2 separate regions of the Homo sapiens genome follow, and region 1 is linked to region 2. The links are chromatin loops, found by intact Hi-C in ENCODE. Cell type or tissue: heart right ventricle. All regions are shown on one strand. Each heading gives the region's core, and the rest is flanking DNA. Links, peaks and the distances in the headings are about the cores only. Region 1 has its middle 7.6 kb from the start of VPS26C. Region 2 has its middle 28 kb from the start of DYRK1A.

What was found. A loop is a pair of places that touch in the nucleus more often than their neighbours do. Peaks named below come from ENCODE experiments on the same cell type or tissue, not always from the same donor. Only the 100,000 strongest peaks of a DNase experiment are listed, where the experiment ranks them.
Region 1: a loop joins it to region 2, with 2.1 times the contacts of the local background. A loop is called at or near these places in 28 of 110 quality-filtered maps.

The regions. Positions count from the first base shown.
Region 1 is chr21:37,272,212-37,277,596 of GRCh38, forward strand. No RefSeq gene overlaps it. Among named protein-coding and RNA genes, the nearest start is that of VPS26C, 7.6 kb to the left of the region's middle. In heart right ventricle, for the core only: no CTCF peak of the experiment used is centred there; no DNase peak of the experiment used is centred there.
Region 2 is chr21:37,335,798-37,341,182 of GRCh38, forward strand. No RefSeq gene overlaps it. Among named protein-coding and RNA genes, the nearest start is that of DYRK1A, 28 kb to the right of the region's middle. In heart right ventricle, for the core only: no CTCF peak of the experiment used is centred there; DNase peaks (open chromatin) are centred at 2,924 and 3,454; H3K4me3 peaks cover 377 bases; H3K27ac peaks cover 2,912 bases.

The sequences.
Region 1 (5,385 bases), core at 310-5,309, 64 kb before region 2:
TACCTTTGTAAAGACCCTACTTCCAAATACCGTCACATTCTGAAGTACCAAGGGCTAGGACCTTAATTTGGCAGGGAAACAATTCAACCCAGAACACCATCCTCATAGATGGGATTAGTGCCCTATAAAAGGAATGGAAGGGAGCTAGCTAGTCCTTTTGCCCTTCTGTCCCTTCTGCCAAGAGAGGACATGGCATTTGTCCCTTCTGGAGGACTCAGCATTCAAGGCGCCATCTTGGAAGCAGAGTGGAACCAGACACAACGTGCTGGTACCTTGTTCTTAAACTTCCCAGTCTTCGGAACTATGAGAAATGAACTTCTATTGTTTAGAAATTACCCACTCTGTGGTATTTTGTTATAACAGCATGAATGGACTGAGACAATTGCATGTATGGCCACTAAGAACATCTCAATGTTGATTATGTACAAGTTTGATTAAGGATGTCCTGGATACCTTAACTACCACAACTTACACCACTTGGCAGTTAAGACACACTTTCTCAAATAACAAAATGTGAAGCATTCTTTGTAAACAAACACATAAAAATACAATATTTGTTTTTTATAAACAATATATATGAAATTTATATATAAATAAAGAAAAATAAAATTTTAAAATAAAATTTAAATTAAAGATAAATTAGCCAGGTGTGGTGGCTCACACCTGTAATCCCAGCACTTTGGGAGGCCAAGGAGTGTGGATCATCTGAGGTCAGGAGTTCGACATTAGCCTAGCCAAAATGGTGAAACCTCATCGGTACTAAAAATACAAAAATTAGCCAGGCGTGGTGGCGCAGGCCTGTAATCCCAGGTCCCCGGGAAGCTGAGGCTAGAGGATCACTTGAACCTGGGAGGCAGAGGTTGTAGTGAGCTGAGATCACGTCACTGTACTCCAGCCTGGGTGACAGAGTGAGATTTCATCTAAAAAAAAAATTAATTAAAATAAAATAAAATAAATAAAATTAGAAAATAAAATAGAATTTTAAAATGTAAACATACATAAAAATTTATATAAAAATGTTTAATGAATTTTATAAAAATAAAATTTATATATAAATTTTATATTTTATATAAATTTTTTATTAAAATGTGATTAAAATACAATATTTGTTTCTTATTTGTCAAGAAACAAGTAAAAATATGATACCAGACTAAAAATAACAAAGTATGAATGCTTCACACCAAAACCTATGGGATACAGGTAAAAAAAGAATCCTCTGAAAAATTATTGGAAAAAGTTTGGAAATTTGGTCAGAGTGAAATGATATGCTATCTGGGATTTGCTTCTAAATAACTCTAGGAGGAGGAAGAGGGAGAAGGAGGAGGAGGGGGAGGGGAGAAAGAGGAGGATGAGGAGGGGTGGAGAAGGAGGAGGGGGGAGGGGAGAAAGTAGGATGGGGAGGGGCGGAGAAGGAGGGGAGGAAATGGAGGAAGAGGGAAGGGGTACAGGAGGAGGAGGAGGAAAGGTTTTATTCACTCATTCACTCTGCCTTTGTATACACTTGAGTTCCATAACAAAAGAAGAGAAGATAAATTTACAAAGTAGGATAATATTTTTGAAATATTAAGCTGAAGTATTTTTAAAATTCCTTGTCATTCCCAGCAGGTGCCCCTCAACTCTCTCTCCATCAAGTTTATACCCTGAAGCAAAAAATGTGTGTTGAAGAGCACTTTGCCAAAGATCTGAAACATGGTTTGGTCTAGAGGAAGGGGAATAGAATGAGAAGAGCAGAAGTAGCTCCTGGGGTGGGATCCAGCTGTATTTCATGCTTGGAGTCAACGTCCCAGTTGGGGTTAGAAATGCGCAGGGCAATAGAAAACATGACAGGAAACTCGGAGCTCGAGAGAGAAGAATCAAATGATTAAAATAACCCAAAAGTTAGAGGTATGGGCTGAGTCAGCCAAGGGGGAGTCCCGGCTCTTTCTAGCGGTCCCTCTAGTGTGCTATTGCCTGTGCAGAGATGGGATTTTGAGACACTCCAGCTGGGACGTTGGCAGATAGGCAAGGGACATGGCATTTTTGAACCATATGCCTCTCTCCATCCCAAGTAGAATGCTTTTGGGGAAAGGTAAGAAGGAGACTGAGGATGTGAAAAGAGAATTCTAAAACACTGGCTATCAGCTGGGTTCCAACTGAATAATGAGACTGATTTTCTTCTCCCCTGTCCTCAGCAGAAATGGTTACTGGGGAGCTAAACTGGGTTAATTTATAGAGAAATGAAGACTGGTACTTTTTTGGTCATCTATATGTATGCCTGTAAATTTTGAAACAGCCTACGTATGCAAAAATCAATAGGCATTACGATTTAACAGCAACAACCAGTTAGAAAATAAAATGAAGATACAGACTGTATTCTCAATAGCAATCAAAATATAAAATATTTGGAGTAATTTGAATGTGATCTATGTTTTAGTTACATGAGAAAAGCTATAAGGCTGAATTAAGAAATGTGAAATATGGCAAAATAGAGATTTACAGTATTTCTGAATAGAAAATCTATTTTAAAATGTCCAGTTGTATACAATTAATTTTTAGAGCTAATTACTCTCAATATCCTAATAAAATTTTTCATGAGGAAATTCAATGAAATTCTGTTAAAATTCTTCTGAAAAAATAAAGAAGTATTTTGAAATGACATCTCTTTAAAGAGCTAATTGTAGGAGAAAGGTTTTTACTAGGCATAAAATATAGTATAACTGTAAGAATTAAAAGAGCATCATCCTGACATAAGAGCAATTGGATAGGACAGATCATTCAGAACAGATCCCAACATATTATGTATAGGATTATTTATTTATTTATTTATTTATTTATTTATTTATTTATTTATTTTTGAGACGGAGTCTCACTCTGTCACCCAGGCTGGAGTGCAGTGGCACGATCTCGGCTCACTGCAACCTCGGCCTCCCGGGTTCAAGGGATTCTCCTGCCTCAGCCTCCCGAGTAGCTGGGACTACAGGCGCAGCCACCACGCCCGGCTAATTTTTTGTATTTTTAGTACAGACGGGGTTTCACCGTGTTAGCCAGGATAGTCTCTATCTTCTGACCTTGTGATGATCTGCCCGCCTCATCCTCCCAAAGTGCTGGGATTACAGGTGTGAGCCACCACGCCCGGCCTATTTATTTTTTATTGTATATATTCAAGTTGTATATGAAATTTCAATAAATGATAAAAGAGGCATTGCAAATCTATAAAGAACAGGGGATTACTCAGTAAATGATATTACACTAAATGCTATTTAGAAGAAAAATTCATTTAGATTTTACCATAACAGCATATATCAAAAAAAAGGAAGAGAGAGAAGAAAAGACCTAGTTGGATTAAAGAGTTCAGGAAATAATAAAACAAGTTAAGGCACAGACTTAATGAAAAGTATGGAAAACTTATATGAGAAAAACTACTAAAGTCTTGCATGAGACGTCACAGTAGATTTGAACAGAAGGCAAACATACCATTATCTTGGATAGGAAAGTGTAACATCATAAAAATGTTAAGTCTCCTCTGCTTAATTTATATATTTAAATTAACACTAACAAAAATATTAATTTATTTATGGAGCCAGGCAGGTTGATTATAAAATTTATTTGGAATAATAAATAAGGGAGAATAGCCAGAACAAATCTCAAAAGAGATGAACCGGTGGGGGGCAGGGGGAGGAGGAGGAGCCTAGGACGTGTCATACAGAGAGTGGCACCTGGGACTCATTTTAGCCAGTGGAAGGCAGTGAGAGTTCTGCACCTAAATCTTTTTTTTTTTTAAACAGAGTTTTGCTCTTGTCGCCCAGGCTGGAGTGCAATGGCGTGATCTCAGCTCACCGCAACCTCCACCTCCCGGGTTCAAGCAATTCTCTTGCCTCAGCCTCCCGAGTGGCTAGGATTATAGGCATGCACCCCATGCTCTGCTGCTTTTGTATTTTTAGTAGAGATGGGGTTTCTCCATGTTGGTCGGGCTGGTCTCGAACTCCCAATCTGAGGTTATCCCCCTGCCTCAGCCTCCCAAAGTGCTGGGATTACAGGCATGAGCCACCGCACCCAGCCTCTGCACCTAAATCTTAAAAAGGCCTGGCAACAGGCCTGGCACAGTGGCTCATGCCTGTAGTCCCAAAACTATGAGCCAAGGTGGGAGGATCGCTTGAGGTCAGGATTTTGAGACCAGCATGGGCAACCCAGTGAGACCTATCTCTACAACAACAACAACAAAATTTTTTTAATTAGCTGGTCACAGTGGCATGCGCCTGTAATCCCAGCTACTCAGGAGGCTGAGGTGGGAGGATTGCTTGAGCCCAGGAGTTTGAGGCTGCAGTGACCTATGATTACACCACTACATTCCAGCCTGGATGACAGAGCAAGACCCTATTTCGAAAAAAAAAAAGGCCTGACCTGGCAACTTCTGCTTTTACATGCTGGGAGGGCTGAGTATGATGTAAGGAGCCCAGTGACCCTGATGGAGACACTGTTGAAGGACCACAAAGAGGAGAGGCCCTGAACAATATGGAGAAAGAAGGGGTGGGAGAGAGAGAGAAAACCCCAGCTCCCCCAGCGTAGCCACCAAGAATGGCCCTCCTGCCATGTCCACAAGGACCCAACATACACATGAAGCCATCTCGGGATTTCCACTCCACTGCCATAAAACTGCAGTCACGTGAACGACACAAAGTGAGACTGGCAAAAGGACCACTCAGCTGAGCCACAGTCCACCAGTAGAATTGTGAAAAATAATACAGTGGCCATTGTCCTAAGCCACTGAGTTTTGAGGTGGTTTGTGATGCGGCAGTAGGTGACCAGATCAAATGATTACCGAAGGGGAAAAGACAGAATAGGGCAGGGAGACAGGAAGAGAAGCAAGACATCTCTGCATGTTATGTCATAGAATTTTGACTCTGTATCCATGTAAATGTTTTAGCTAATTTAAAAAAATTTTAATTTAAAAAATTAAACCACACAGAAAAGAGAAATACAATGGAATTGTTAAAACTTCAGTGGGGTAGAGGTAGGAAGACTTTCTACATGACTGATAGAAACATCACAAAGGAGGCCAGGTGCAGTGGCTCACGCCTGTAATTCCAGCACTTTGGAAGGCCGAGGCGGGCGGATCACAAGGTCAGGAGTTTGAGACCAGCCTGGCCAAGATGGTGAAACCCCATCTCTACTGAAAAATACAAAAATCAGCTGGGCGTGGCGGCATGTGCCTGTAATCCCAGCTACTTGGGAGGTTGAGGTAGGAGAATTGCTTGAACCCGGGAGGCGGAGGTTGCAGTGAGCCGAGATCGTGCCAGTGCACTCCAGCCCGGGTGACAGTGCGAGACTGCGTCTCAAAACAAAAACAAAAACAAAAAACAAACAAACAAAAAAGAAACATCACAAAGGAAAAACATAGCCACAGCT
Region 2 (5,385 bases), core at 258-5,257:
TCATCCATGCCATACATTTGTCAGAATCTGCTTCCTTTTTAAGTTTGAATAATACTCCACTGCATGTGTAAACTACGTTTTTTTTTTCTTTTGAGACAGAGTCTTGCTCTGTTGCCAAGGCTGGAGTGCAGTGGCTCGATCTTGGCTCACTGCAAGCTCTGCCTCCCGGGTTCAAGTGATTCTCCTACCTCAGCCTCCCGAGTAGCTGGGATTACAAGTGCCTATCACTAATTTTCTGTATTTTTAAGTAGAGAAAGGTTTCACCATGTTGGCCAGGCTGGTCTTGAACTCCTGACCTCAAGTTATCCACCTGCCTCAGTCTCCCAAAGTGCTGGGATTACAGGAGTGAGCTGCCACTGCGCCCAGCCTTTTTTTTTTTTTTTTTTTTTTTTTTTTGAGACAGGGTCTCACTCTGTCGCTCAGGCTGGAGTACAGTGGCACTATCGCAGCTCATTGCAGCCTTGATCTCCCAGCTTAAGTGATCCTCTCACCTCAGTCTCCCAAGGACTACAGAGGTGCACCATCAGGCCTGGCTAATTTTTAAATATTTTTGTAAATTCCAGGTCTCGCTATGTTGCCCAGGCTGGTCTCCAATGCCTGGGCTCAAGTGATCCTCCCACCTTGGCCTCCCAAAGTGCTGAGATTACAGGCATGAGTCACCTCGCCTGCCTTATATTTTGTTTATCCATTTATTTGCTTCTACCTTTTGGCTCTCGTGAACAATGCTACAATGGACATAGATATGTAAATATCCCTTCAAGATCTTGCTTGCAAATCTTTGAGGTATATACCCAGAAGTTGAGTTACTGGATCTCATAGTAATTCTGTTTAATTTTTCCAGGGACTGCCATACTGTTTTCAATAGTGGCTTCACCATTTTACTTTCCCATCAACTGTGCACAAGCGTTCTAATTACTTCACATTCTGCCAACATTTGTTATTTTTGTGGAGTTTTTGGTTTTATTTTTATTTTTTATAGTAGACGTCTTAAGGGGTGTGAAATGTTTCCCTTTAACAGAGTTGAGGCTGAGTGTGGTGGCTCACACCTGTAACCCCAGCACTTTGGGAGGCTGAGGTGTGTGGATGGCTTAAGCCCAGGTGTTCGAGAGCAGCCTGGACAACATGGCGAAACCCCGTCTCTACCAAAAATACAAAGATTAACTGGGCGTGGTGGCACATGCCTGTAGTCCCAGCTACTCAGGTGACAGGCGGGAGGGTCACCTGAGCTTGGGAGGTCGAGGCTGCAGTGAGCCATGATTGTGCCTCTGCACTACAGTCTGGGTGACAGAGTGAGACCCTGTCATAAATAAATAAATAAATAGTGAGTTGAACCCATTCACATTTAATATAGTTACTGATTTCTGATATTTTATGTTTTTTATTACATTGTTCTCTTTATTATTTCTTTTACTTTCTTATTTCCTAGGATTTTTTTTTTATACACTGAATTTTCTTTTTTTAAAACTCTCTTCTGGTTGTTTGAAAAGTTATACGTACTATTTCTTTTTTTTTCTTTTTTTTTTTTTTTAGAGATGGGATCTTGCTATGTTGCCCAGGTTGGCCTTTGAACTCCTGGCCTCAAGGGATCCTACTCCGTCAGCCTCCAGAGTAGCTGAGACTACAGGTGCACCCCACGGAGCTGGGCTTTCTTCCTATTTGTCTATTTTCAGGTAAAGGCTCATGTTCCTTGAACACCTGCTATGTTCCAGCCCCTATGCAGACCTTTTTATATTGATGATCTCATTTAATCCTTACGACAGCCCTATGAGGTTGCTCCTATTTTTAAAAATAAACTTTATATTTTAGAATAAATTAATTTTAAATTAGAATTAACTTAGAATTATTTAGAATAAATATTTTTACTTTAGAGTAATGTTTTTAGGACTTAGATTCTAAAAAGAAAAAGGAAAGTGCTGTAGGCAGTACAGAGAGTTTCTGTTTACTCTACACCTAGTACACCCAGTTTCCTTTAGTATTCATAGCTTCCATGGATATGGTATGCTTGCCAAAATTAATGAACCAATAGTGACACATTTTATTAGCTAAAATCTGTAGTTTATGCACATTTCCCAGGTTTTTGTCAAAATTTTACAATCTGTGTCAACATACCACACGACATCAGCCTCCTGTCTCCCTTAGGTTCTTGTTGGCTATGACAGTTTCTTTGTTTCGATGACCTTGGCAGTTTAGAGGAGATGGCCTTTAATTTAATAAGACCTTTTAAACATCTTTCTCCATAAACATTTAGAATGAATCAGTATCCATAATTTTTCCCTCTGGAATAAGATAAGATCTTAAACATCTCATGCTTTGTAGGAATAATCTAAAATTTCAGTTCCAATTGAGCAATAAAATTCTTTCTACATTTCTCTTTCTCTTTAAAATAGTTTCTTAAATGTCTTAATCTTAAGATCTCAGTATAAATTTTATCAGTTTATTTATATTTGTTACCACTTTTTCATGTTTTGAATTTAATTATCTTTCTTGAATTACTTTTTCCCCCCCGAAGGAAATATTTTCAGAAAGGATGGTTGGGTGATAAACTTTCTGAGCCCTTCATGGTCAAGCTTTTCTTATTTGCAACATGGAGATCAAAATACCTATCCCACAGAATTGCTGAAGATGAACGAATTCATACTTTTAAGCTTTTAGCAGAGTTCACCATATAAGCAATCAATAAATGTTAGCTCTTGTTACTATTACAATGAGCACATATTATTTTGTAATTATAAGGAAAACTATGCACGGACGCACGCAAGGAAGGAGGGATAGTGGTAAAGAAGGTGATAATACGGAAAGTGATGTGACAGAATGGAAGAGCAGGTGACATAACCACTATTTTCAGCTTGGTAAATGTGGAAAAGTCCTGAGCATTTCTGCCAACCAGCTTAACCTGGGCTATGCTGTCATCCATGGTCCAGACAGCCACGTGGGTGTTAGAAGCCACATGGCCCATCTGTCTCCTCTGAGGTCACTGGAGTTTATCAGCTGTTGTGTACCCTTAGCATGAGTCAGGAGGGTTCTGGGAAAATGTCTTTCTAGTTGAAGGACTGGCAATTCAGTTCAAAGATTAATAAACACAAAATAACACTTGAGAAGCATGTGTCATGTCAAATGCAGAACGTGTGTTCCAGAGGGAGGAACAAAACACGAGTGCTCTCTAAACAGACCAAAATTTCTTCAATTGATTCTTTGCTATTCATGAGCAAGGGAGGGAGAACAAATTGTTATGCCTGACACCAGATTTCAGGCCTGGAATTTTGTAGTGTGATTCATGCAGCTATATTTAATATTTGCAGAGTCATCCAGTAACCCCTGTCAGAGCCCAGGGAAGCCTTCACCCTGGGGCAACTCCCTTCTCCACCATCCATGCACTGCTTAGGGATCCTTGTAGGACGGTCTTGGTATGACGTATCATTCCTCGCATGCTTGAATGGCAGTTGTGTCTCCATAAACACCAGTGCCGGCCAAACACAGCCAGGTCTTTCATGTCAATTTAGGAATGTGTTGCCCTCATAAAGATAAGGCATTTAGTGCTCTTGACCTTGTTAAAGGTCTGTGACTGGCTCAGAATTTTTAATACCCGGGGAGTAGTGCGGAGGCGCGGTGGGGGATGGACTCTAGTTGTTTCCTGTGCTCAGGGTAGAATCCTGGAACCTGAGTTGCCAAAAAAAAAAAAAAAGAAAAGAAAAGAAAAAAAGGAAAAGAAAAATTGGATCATTAAGTTAGGATATTATGTTTAAATCTTATAATGTACTTGTAAATGTTGATGGCATAATATGTAAGTAACAAAAGACATGGCTTCATCAATTTCTACTTTAAAAGCTTTCACAGGAAAGAGATAAAGAATAATGTGGCTAATAAATGACATGCTGATAAAGTATTAAAAAGAACAGAACACTTCTGATGGCTTCACACTCTGGAAGGATGGGAAATAAGCAAACGCAAAATAAAACAGCTGGGTAGACTCAAAGGAAATAAAAAAGGGGTTTCCCCCACCCCTGTACATTCCCTCAAATAGGAGCTAAAAAGGAAAATAAAATTGCACCAAACCATGAGAGGGGAACATTTAAGCATTCTAATATTGTAAATAGACATTCAGGCTGAGTTTTCCATCCAAAAGCTAGGACAGGAAATAAATCCTTAAGCATAACTAAGAGACTAATAAGGAAATATTTTCAGGGGTTTAAAGCAAATAGTTTTTTTAATGCAAAAACAACATAATCAAGACATATTATCACATGTCATATATGACAGCAAATATGCTTACCAGGCTTCTTCCAAGAGCAAATGAGATAAAAGTACTTTGAAACCATAAAACGTTATGCAAATGTGCAGTGATATTAGCGTTATTTGGGAAAATAAAAGCACTGGGCTTCTCCCTTTTCCTGTTTCTCATTCCTTTTATTTACCTTAAAATACAAGTTTATTTCTTCTCAATATACCTGAGGAGTTGCCTAGTAGGAAATGGAACACACACAAAATCCGGCTTTTTCTTCCTGTCTTATTGTTCGTTTGTCACAATATTTGTTTTTCCTGGTTGTTGTTTAAAAATTGTTATGGAAAATTTCAAACAGACATCAAGTTAGAGAGAATTTGATCATGAACGTCATGTCCTCATCCCTCAGACTCTACATGTGTTATTAGCTTTTTGGCCAGTCTTATTCCATCTATAATCCCACCTACTTTCCAACTCAGATTATTTTGAAGTAAATGCCAGACATCCTGTCATTTCCATTAGAATTCCTAAAAGATAAAAACTATTCAAAAAAGAACACGGGACAGAGGCAGGCGGATCACCTGAGGACAGGAGTTGGAGACCAGTCTGGTCCAACATGGTGAAACCCCGTCTCTAGTAAAAATACAAAAATTAGCTGGGTGTGGTGGTAGGCACCTATAATCCCAGCTACTTGGGAGGCTGAGGCAGGAGAATCGCTTGAACCTGGGAGGTGGAGGTTGCAGTGAGCCAAGATTGCTCCATTGTACTCCAGCCTGGGCAACAAGAGCGAAACTCCATCTCAAAAAAAAAAAAAAAAAGAATACAGGCTGGACGTGGCGGCTCACACCCATAATCTCAGCCCTTTGGGAGACCCTGGAGGAAGGATCACCTGAGCCCAGGAGTTTGAGACCAGCCTGGGCAACACAGAGAGACCCAGTCTCTACAAAAAATACAAAAATTAGCCTGGCATTGTGGCTGCGCCTGTAGTCCCAGCTACTGGAGAGACTGAGGCTGGAGGATGGCTTGAGCCCAGGAGATTGAGGCTGCAGTGAGCCGTGATTGCAACACTGCTCTCCAGTCTGAGTGACAAAGGAAGACTCTGTCAAAAAAAAAAAAAGAAAGAAAGAAAGAAAGGACCTTACTATAACAATTATTCTTGAATATCA